2 separate regions of the Mus musculus genome follow, and region 2 is linked to region 1. The links are chromatin loops, found by intact Hi-C in ENCODE. Cell type or tissue: gastrocnemius. All regions are shown on one strand. Each heading gives the region's core, and the rest is flanking DNA. Links, peaks and the distances in the headings are about the cores only. Region 1 has its middle 250 kb from the start of Lmx1a. Region 2 has its middle 3.8 kb from the start of Gm34535.

Region 1 (5,382 bases), core at 103-5,102:
ACCTTCCTTTAGCAAAGGAGGCTTGAGCCATGCATAATCAATCCCTGGCCTCCGCACATCCTTGTAATCCTGCAATTAACCTGCTCTAAGCAAAGTGTGCAGTGTGAAGCATCGCAACAGATGAAATTAGAAAATAAAATAAAAGCAAATTTGGGTGTTTGTTTGTATAGTAAACATTTCAGCATCCACCACGATGAGCGGTCCACCTGGTCGTGAGCGGAGCCTCGAGCTTCCCAAGTATTTTGTCTCTGCCCTGGGCCTCTCTGCCTCCCCAGCCTGAGGAACCCAGGACCTTGAACCGTAGCTGCTTCTTCCCACTTTGCATCATGTTCCCAGTCTGTGCTTTTTACACAGCCTCCGTTTCTTCCAATAAACCTCAGAAACTGCTCTGCGCACTCATTTCACACTTATAAATGTGGATAGAAACCTAGGCGAGGAGCTGTGTGAGACACAAAAGAGACAGATTTCAATTGTGAGGGCTCCTTCCCTTGCCTGACCTCGGGCAGCTGAGGCCTCTACAGTATGTTAAGATCTGGAAGATGCTCTGAATAATAAAATGAAATAAAATAAAATAAAATAAAATAAAATAAAATAAAATAACTTTTCCAGGCTGGGAGACGACCCAGTTGCTAAAGTGCTTGCCCTAAAGGCATAGGGACCAGAGTTCGATTCTCAGAAGCATACACAGTTGGGCAGAGCAGAGGCATCAGACATGAGGAGTCCCTGGGGCTGGCGAGCTCAGCAGTGTTGGGGAATTGGCAAGCTTAGTGGGAGACCCTGCCTCAAAACTAAGGTGGAGACCAATACAACCATGAAAGTGAAGACCAAAAGCTTCCGAGCCAAAGTCTCTCGTGATCGAGAAAGTGGTGCAGAAAGACGTCCACAGTCACAAAAAAGAGAAGGGGTACATGTCACCCACTTTCTGGCAGCCCAAGGCAGGGCCACTCTGGATGTGGTCCAAATGCCCTTGGCAAGAGTATGTCCAGGAAAAACAAACTCGACCACTATGTCGTCATCCAGTTTCCCCTGACTGCCAAGTCAGCCATGTCAGACAAAGACAATGACACACTTTGTTCGTCATAGGTGCCAAGGCCAATAAGCCCCAGGCTGGGAAGAAATTCTATGTTGGAATAACCAGAATCAATCAGGCTGGCGGGGAGAAGAAGGCACAAGTCCGTCTGACTCCTGATTATGGTCCTCTAGCTATTGCCAACAAATCTGGGAGCACTTAAATGGAGTTCCAGCTCCACTGAAATCCAGTTAAATCCCGCGGATAATTCTTTACTTAAAAAAACAAAGGTTTATTTTAATTATGTGGTGTCCACCTGTTTACACAATTGATCACAGGCACTCACAGAGGCCAGAAGAGGGCACTAGATTCCTGGAGCTGGGGTCACAGGTGGTTGATAGCTGGGGATTGAACTTGGGTCCTCTGTATGAGCAGGATGCAATAGTAACCACTGAAGTTTCTTTCCAGCCCCAAAGATAGACTTGTAGTTAGAGGTGCTAGGGATTGAACCCAGGGCCCCATGCACTGAGCTACACTCCAAACAGCTATTGATCTTAACTACACATTATTCACCATGAAAACAAACAAAACAAGACATCAAAGGGAGTAACTGAGGAAGCTACTGGACATTAACCTCTGACCTACACACACACACACACACACACACACACACACGGAATACATATATACATGACCAAACACATATACACATACACAAAATAGTTTTGCTCTGATAAATAAATGAATAAAAGCATCAATGCAGTTTCTCTTGCTTGGCCCTTTCTCCATGTTAATATTAATGCTGTGTTTTACGCTGGGGAGAAGACAGTGCTGTTTGTCCCAGAGCCGGTAACGCTGGTATGGCAAACTTCAACACAGTGTGGAGTACAGCTTTAATTCTCATTCTTCAAAATTCTGCTCCTCAGATTTTTACCAAAGCTAAAGCAGTCATTTTCCCCGCGCAACTGGCCACGTCTGAAGGCTTGGCATTGAACCTTAGGGAAAACAGACTCAGGGGCCGGCTCTGACCGTGAATACAGGAGACTAGTGCCTTGCCAACACACAGGCCAAAAAAAAAAAGGAGAAAAATACAATCCCTTGTGAGGATGTGGGGGAGATGCACACCTTTTACAACAATTTGTATCACTTTTGATTTAATGTGAGAGAAATGGAATTCTCTAGTAGCCACCCCTGACGTATTTGCATGAGATTCTTGCGCCATCCAGTGGATTTCTTGTGAAATTGCATCAATCGCTTGAGCCTTAAATGTCTCTTAACCACCCTGTGTCAGTCACATTCTACTCCTTTTTGCTATTTGTATTCAACATATTGTATCTATTTGTGTAATTTTGAAATAGTCAACAAAAGTACTTATTACAAAAAAAATACAAAGGAAGTGATTTTTAAAACAAAATAAAAATTTAAATTAGTCAATTAGATAAAGCAAGGCAATCTGTATTTAAGTATGTGAATATCCAGATCTGAGTATCCTAGAACATAAAGTTCCTTGACTCTAATGACAGATAAGCTAGAAAAAGGACAGGCATTAATGCACCAGTTGGGATGGTACCATTCAGAGGTGCTGGCCGAGCCGATAGATACATCATAGTGAGAATGCCAGAAGTCAGAGTGCATTTAATCCTAACTGCCAAATGTCACAGCTTAGCAACTGCCTGAGCATTGTCAGTTGTTTTTCCTCACGATGCTGCTGATGCTCTGGCTGACTGGGAGCTGCGGCTGACTGACACTGTCCAACCTGGAGACGGGGTCATGATGCCTGTCACTAGCCAAGGAATTGATCAAAAATTTGAAATGTGAAGCATGCTTTCTGCTGAATTCACATCACTTTTACAATGCTGTAAAGTTCAGCCCTCATACACGAGACATCATAAGTCAAGGACCATCTGTCCTGGTATTGAAGGTACGGCTGGTTTTGCTGCTGTGGGGCACTTGTTGTTGTTGCTGCTGCTGCTGTTGCTGTTATTTTGTTGTTGTCGTCCTTGTTGTTGCTACTGTTGGTGTTGTTGTTGTTGTTGCTGCTGTTGGTGTTATTGTTGTTGCTGCTGCTGTTGGTGTTATTGTTGTTGCTGCTGCTGCTGTTGTTATTTTTGTTGATGTTGCTATTGTTGCTGTTGTTGTTTTTGCTGCTGCTACTGTAGCTGTTGTCTTTATTGTTATGATTAAACATTGGCCAGGCTGCTCAGTGGGTAAAGATGCATGCAGCACAAACCTGCCAATCCTAGTTTGTGCCCTATATTCCATGTAAATAAAGATGGAAAGAGAAAACCAAACTGACCTCACGAAGTCGTCTTCTGACCTCTGCGTGTTCAACACACAATAATAATGATGATGACGACGGTGATGGCCATGATGTTTTAAAAATGAAACAGTAAAAAATATCCGGTAAAGCAAAGAATTGTTTCTAGGTTCGTTGAACACTGACCTTTCGCAAAAAAAGGCATTCATGAACAAAGTTGGTGGGGACAGAACGGGGTCTCCTGAACTGCTCACTGCATCTTAGGATATCTACCAGCCTAGCCACACGAAGCCTAGCCACAGAAGCTAACAGGAAACAAAACATCACAAGTTCCTGAAGATCCCAGAGGACAGAACCTGGCAGATTCCCCGGTGACCTGGACCCTCCTGGGAGCATAAGAGTCTCTTAACCAGATGTTCTCTGTGACCTGAAGCTGTGCTATCTTCGTGTCCTTCTGTGTGGACAATGTGTTATTTTCCTTGGGATACATGAACAAATATGTATTCACTCCACATAGTCCACCAATGCCAGACCAAAGAAATCATTTCATCCAAGTCCAATTTGGTAATAATAATAACTTTATTAGAGTTACCTACAGGATCATGAGAAATTTATGGGCAGCTACTCCACCTAGGAATATCTCCATTCGCCAGAAACTGTTAACCACTTAGGTATTTCAGGTGAAGAGAGTATTCCTATCTCACAGAGTCTAGTGAGCACTTCATGAGGCTTTTGAGTTTCTTTTCCCTTTCACAGGGCAAAGCTAATAGGCCCAATGTGAGGGCTGGTGTGGGTACTCAAAGCTGCTTTGGTTTTAAGACAGTAATGGTTGTGCTGTTTCCAAAGGACAGTGATCCCATCTTGAAATGGCAGACAAGGCATCTCAGAGAACACAAGGGTGGCCAAAAGAAAACGGGGATTCTTGGAGCGTCAGAATGATAGGGTAGCCGGGGTACCAGGTGGAGCTCTGGACAGTGTCTCTTAGATTTTACCGCAGCAACACAAGAGGGCAAAGAATAGTCCTTAAAACCAGGAATGATGACCATGGAGCTGATGGCTTTAGCTCTGGGCTTTGGGTTCTCCAGACTGAGTTGTCCTCAGTTGCTAAAGTATAGAAGTCTTAGGGACTTTTTTTTTTCCTGTAGGTCTTTAAAGCATAAGCCCTGGTTCTTAGTTCTAAACACTGTGTCCAATAAAAAACAAAACCACACCCAACTGAGACAACATGCTATTAAAACTAAGCGTGGTGATCCGAGACCAGATGTTTGCTTGGGCGCTGCAGATAGCTTCCACACTGTGAGCCTAACTCCTGAAAATTGTTTAACAAGGGTGGCTAACCATAGAGAGTTACCCATGAAGAGAATATGGTCTTTGTTAAACAGAGTCAGAAAGGCCGTAAATGTTCATCATCTTCCCCAACTGAATTCTGGGTCCCTACCTCATCCTAGCTGCTATCCTGGAAAAAAATACAAAAAAATGACTGATTCAAGGGAGACTCTGCCCAGTGTACCCCCCAATGGCGACTCCTGTCCACTGTGCCTTTTCTAACTGCCAGGGTACCCTACTCATGATTCCCCTCCATTCCGCATCTTCTGCCTGTGAAGCCTTTGTCCTTGAGCTCGGGTGGGCACACAATGCCAGGCCTTCAAGGCTCTGCCCGTGGTGGTATTCGCCACTGCTAGAGTGCATACTTTCTCCTCTTTAACTTCTGCCATAGCATTGTAGACTCCTGCCCTCTACATCTCTTGCCCTTTGGATTTTTCAGGCCTTTCTTCGCCACTTATCCAAGGCCTTCTCCAAAGCAGACACTCGTGGCCACTCTTCCTACAGCATGAGGTGATATGAGAACATCCAGGATCTTCTAGACTGCAGACTGCACGCACCATTCTGATGGATCAAGGTTTCTTTGAAGTCCCTGAAATTGAGCGAATGTTATATTAGATGAGCTCCTCCTCTGGGGCATCGCCTGCTGAGGGTCTCAGCTTCAAGGGTCTAAGCTTTCCCTTCGAAGAGCTTCACCCAAAACAGACTCTGTTATCCCCAAGACTGTACAAGCATCATCACTCTCCCCTAGCCAGGAAATGGTTGGTTTGGGTTTTGTCTTGTTAATTTCCTC
Region 2 (5,382 bases), core at 296-5,295, 1.5 Mb before region 1:
CCAGACTCCAGAGCAGTGGTTCTCAACCTGTGGGATATGACCCCTTTGAAGGGTCATGGGGGTCACCTAAGACCATTGGAAAACAGATATTTACATTAGGATTCATAATGGTAACAAAATTACAGTTATGAAGTAGCAATGAAATTGTATTAAAGGGGCACAGCATTGGGAAGGTTGAGAACCGCTGCTCTAACATCTTCTTTCTCTCCTTTTCCTACATGTTCTTGTTTACACATGCAGAATTGCTTGCTCCTCCCTAGATAGGCCAACACCTTTGTTATCGTGAGTCTTTTCCCTCCACCAAGAGTGCCCAGTGCTTTCTTTTCCACTCAGTGGGCATGCACTCAGTAAGACACTAGTGTGGTTTTCATTTGCCTGGTCCTCCAGTAAAATTTTTTTTTCTTTTGCTTAGCCTCCAACAAAGCTGACATCCTATGTCTACGAGTTCCCCTGGATTTGACTAAGTTCATAGCTCTTTGCATATTCCTGTCTCAGTCTTCTGTTGAATTTTTCTCCCAGATATTAATTCTGTAGAAAGCCAAGACCACCCTAGAGGCCCCCTAGCAATTAGATTAACACTTGGCAAGTGAATGTTTGTTGATTTATTTGAAAAATGTTGTTTTTCTAAAATCAAAAAGTATATACAGACAGAATGAAAAAATGTTTAAAAAATCCCAAAATCATAGAATGTTTAAAAAGTAGAAACTCCTGACCATCCCTGTCCATTGTAACTGTGTGTTTATAGATGTGTACACACATGTGTGTGTGTGTGTATTTTTTTAAAACAAAAGTGGCTCAAAATACACATTATATTTATTCCCTCAAGTCACCAATGAAGCAGTCATCTTTCCATGTCCATACTTAGAGATGTGCATCATTCTTTATATAGTTTTAAATTTTAAATTAATAAGGCATGAAAAGGGGCTGGGCAGCGGTAGAAGGGACTTTCTCAGCATGTGTGCTCCTGGGTGCCCTGGGCTCAATCCCAACACTGTAGGAATAAGTTGATTCAATTCTCCAGAGTCCAAACTGGTCAAGATATCAAAGGTTGGGAATAGCTGGAGAGACCTCAACAAAGATGAGTCTGGAGTCTGGCAGAGAGAGAGATGGTAGACATTTTGAATTTTGCAGAGGGGAGTAGAAATGGGTGAGGTAGCCTTCATAAGGCAGATGGTCTGTCTTAGAATGTTCCAGAAGGCAGTGAGCTAGAAGGTGCAATAGAACGAGGACTGAAAGGGACATTAAATGCCTGAGAAGTTTGTTTTCACCAGATGCTGATGGTGGTAGTAGGGATGGGTGGCTGGGTGACAATGACTTGGGTACCTGTCTGGTGGCATTTGGGATGCAGTGTGGACCCAGGAGGAAGAGATTGGTGGCTGGAGTCTCTGCTATTTCTCTATAGAAGGGAAGGAAGAGACACTTTTTTTTTGTTGTTGTTGGACACCAACTTGGATATCTCCCATGACTACGTTGATGGCTCCTTCCACCAGCCAAATGAGAAGGTCACTGTCAGCCATGATGTGACAACACAATGGAATCTCAGATCACTGTGCATGTGGCCTGATGCCAGTGGGTTTCAATTTGAGGTTGCATCTGGTTATTTGAAGCTAGGATTTCTTTTCCCCAATAGGGACAGCTGTGTAAAAGGGAGGAGAGAGGGAGGCATTGGTAAGGAAGTGGCTGAGATGTGTGGTAAACGTCTAACTAGAAGCCTGGAAAGGGAGACCAGAGTAGACTCTGCTTCTGGAGAGATTCATGGTGGGAACTCAATGAACTCTGCCTTTAATGGTCTCCTATTAGCCTTTTATCACTTGGCCTGGCACTTGTGAGATCAATTTTGAATTTAGATTTATTGAGGAAATTGACAGAATATGTCATAATATAGGCTTCAAAAATATTTACGCTACAAAGTATCCTGAAGTCTCTCTCTCTCTGCATACATACATACATACATATATATATATACATATATAAATATATATATATATACACACACACAGACACACACATACACTCAATTTTATAAATGAAACTTCCCATGACACAGCAGTCCATTGGCAAGTGTGTTCAGCTAAAGGCATCCTCACAGTCACTGGAGTAAACCTGCCTTGGGGAAAGGATGATGGATACTCAGTCTGAAGAGGAAATGCATGGGATCGTCCTCCTTCCAGGCCATCTAAAGCTCGAGGGTCACTTCCGCCGAAACTTCTTTTGTTTGACTTCACCTGCATGTGAGCCTCGTGCCTCTAGAGGGCACTGTTTACTTTGGAATGAAGTTCCTAAGTTTCAATCGCCTTTCCCTCTGGGATCTACTGTTTTTGCTGTATAGTAGTCATACTTTGTTTTCTCTCAGGAGGGTTTTTCTCCCTTTTGTGCCTGTGTATTTGTGTGGCTTGTGCGTATGTGTGTCCTTTAAAAGTGAATGCAGTACTTCTGAACATGGCAGATAATTACTCTGACCAGAGCCTGTCATTGTCTAGGCAGGCCTTTTGAAAGCTCTTCCTCCCAGTCCCCACCCCTTATATTCTCTCACCACCCTTTAGTCTGACCCATGATGCACCTCCCCCAACCCCAATTATTTCAGTCTGGGGGTCACCGTCACAGCTCAGCCAATGCATCTCAATCCTGCCTCACAGCCGCCTGGCCTAGTCCAGCCCGGGGCTCCCACTCAGGGCAACTGAGGCTTGATTTATGACACCCCTTTCCTCTGGTCCTGGACTCTCCTGGGGCGAAACTGCTGATCATGCCACATTTTCAAATTGGTTCTGCACTGCAAACCAATGTCATGAGGGACATAATTGGGTCCTGAAGCCCATTTTCGACAGTGACCTCCCTCGTTCTGGAGCTGACCTCTGCTCTCTGGACATGAAGACAACCTGATTGTCCTTTTTTAGGTTGCAACGGGGAGAGGGGGTGGTATATGGGTGCTGCTTCTCTGTTGCCTCTGCCTGAGATGATCTGTTGTCTTTCTGTCTGTCTGTCTGTCTGTCTGTCTGTCTCTTTCTCTCTCAAGTCATTACGTGCAGTGATACACAGTACTGGGCATTCTAGCACTTGGCATGAGGGTGCCCCGGCACATTCCTCTTCTCTTTCCACTTGCCAGAAAGGCCACACTGCGTTTGCACACATGGGGAACGGGAAAATGAGTGTCAATAAATGGTGGGAAGAGACTTGGTCCATGATGGATGTGGGTGTTGAGGAGCAGGGAGGGGTACTTTTTGGTGAGGCAAAGGGAGCTAGTGTAGTGTCTCAAGGAGGACAGAGAGCAATGGCCACCTTTCCAGGAGTGGGCCTCCTAATTGGGAGGGTATCCTCTGGGTACCTCATTGTGGAAGCGACAGACTTGGTTTCTGTGACCTCTTGAATGCTACCCCACCCCCTCTCTTTCCATCTTCAGTGCTCTCCTTTTCCTGATATCTTGGTCCATTTTATCGGGAAGACATCCCATCAGCATATGATGCTGCTGTTTAGAAGGAACAAGAGATACTGGACAGGGGAACGCCTGGGGCTCATCCTATGGCAGAAGTGATGTGACAACTGAACCTATCATCTAGCTGGGTTTTTTTTTTTATTATTATTACTTGCTCTGGGAACAACTTATAGTGCATTATTGTGTTTGTTTGTGAGGGTAGTGTTGATAATATAATGACAATGTTTCATAAATATGAAAATTAATTAACAGAGCAGCTATTCTTCTACCTATAGAGTTATTGAATGGCAGAACAATTTAATAGGAACTCTCAGCCTCCCATATCACATTTAACTTTATATTTTAAAACTTGTGTGACTTATTGATTATATATATACATATATATGTGTGTGTGTGTGTATCCAGTATTTTATGTATATTCTTAAAATTCTTTACAGTAACTCTGCCATGTATCTAACACTCCCATTTATATAGACCAAGATCTAGTCTGTATAATATCTAAAGCTGGCAAAGTGATTGACTTGAAAGAACAATGTCCTAACTTTGGTCCACCAGAACACAGGTTGAAATGGCCTGGGCATAATTGCTTAGTTGTGACAGTCTATTGCCAGGGAGAGAAAGACAGATATTTCCCATGCCTATGGGGGAGATTATGCCACCACCCCCCCACACACATAGAAGTAGATAGCACTTGAGAAAGGACAGCTGAGTCTGTCTTATGGCCTCCAAATGTACATGCATGCATACATGTACACGTGTATGCAACTAAATGCAACTGTACATACTCACACCAACATTAAAGGGCTTTATATGAATAAGCTAGGTGTTTTAGGTTTCAGAGTTTAAGTTAGTTACATTTATTATGGGGTCCTCAGAGGTGCCAACCATATCCTAGGATATTTAGAGCTTAAACTGAATGCCTGGGGGGAAAGCTGCATTTACCCAAAAGCATTACTCTGTAGTAGTAGACTGGCAGAAATAACAAGGGGGAAGTTATAGGAAATTAACACCTGGAGGATTCTTTCTTCTTCTTCTTCTTCTTCTTCTTCTTCTTCTTCTTCTTCTTCTTCTTCTTCTTCTTCTTCTTCTTCTTCTTCTTCTTCTTTTTTTGAGAAAAGATTTGAGCCTGTAGCTCTTGATGATCTGACCCTTTGTAGCACATGTTACCCCACGCTCATGAAAATCCTCCTGCCTCAGCCTCCCAAATACTGAGGCTACAGGGATGAGCTACCTGGCTTTGGGAGGTATTTTGAGAAGTATTGTATCCATATCTTAGACAGCTGTCCACTCAGCAATGCTCTGTAGGGGGAACACAGGGTACTAGAGAACACACAGGACACAGACAAGAGCTGGGACCCAGCCAGGCTCCTATCACTTTCTATCGGTAGGCATGTTTTATGAGCAATTTAACCACACGTGAGCTTTGTTTTCTTATTTGTAAAATAGAAATGCTGGCTCTGCCTGTCTCGCAGGAGGTCTAAATAGTGAGGACCACAGAAACCATTTATGATTACTGTTGATCATCTGGGAGGTGGGACCCAGAGCTAAAAGGAAGAGGCCAGTGTACTTCTCTATGCAACGTCCTGGGAGTTGGAGGGGAGACGAGTGAGGAGCGGGCTTTAGAGGTAGATGGGGCATCAGTTACAGTTCCTGTGGTTATGGCAAAAGCAACTTAAGAAAGGAGTGGCTTATTTTGATTTACGGTTCAGGGGAACAGGTATCATCCTGGCAGGAGCATGAGGCAGCTGGTCAAGCTGCAACTTCAGTCACAGAACAGAGGTAGGTCAACCCATGGGCTGGCATCGCCCATGTCTATGGTTGATCTCTCTGCAGGTCAATGTTTCTGGAGATACACACATATGTCAACGACCCATTCAGAAGTATGTTTCCATGGTGAGTCTAACTTTCATCCGCTGACAATCCAAACCAACTATCTAATAGGGAGTCGATTA

Evidence for each region. Peaks named below come from ENCODE experiments on the same cell type or tissue, not always from the same donor. Only the 100,000 strongest peaks of a DNase experiment are listed, where the experiment ranks them.
Region 2: it touches region 1 in a loop (14-fold over the local background); 17 of 42 quality-filtered maps call a loop at or near these places.

The regions. Positions count from the first base shown.
Region 1 is chr1:167,938,981-167,944,362 of GRCm38, reverse strand. No RefSeq gene overlaps it. Among named protein-coding and RNA genes, the nearest start is that of Lmx1a, 250 kb to the right of the region's middle. In gastrocnemius, for the core only: a CTCF peak has its summit at 2,236 (motif pointing left); DNase peaks (open chromatin) are centred at 981, 2,023 and 2,203; H3K4me3 peaks cover 459 bases; H3K27ac peaks cover 306 bases.
Region 2 is chr1:169,456,442-169,461,823 of GRCm38, reverse strand. No RefSeq gene overlaps it. Among named protein-coding and RNA genes, the nearest start is that of Gm34535, 3.8 kb to the left of the region's middle. In gastrocnemius, for the core only: a CTCF peak has its summit at 2,239 (motif pointing right); DNase peaks (open chromatin) are centred at 2,236 and 2,662; H3K4me3 peaks cover 261 bases.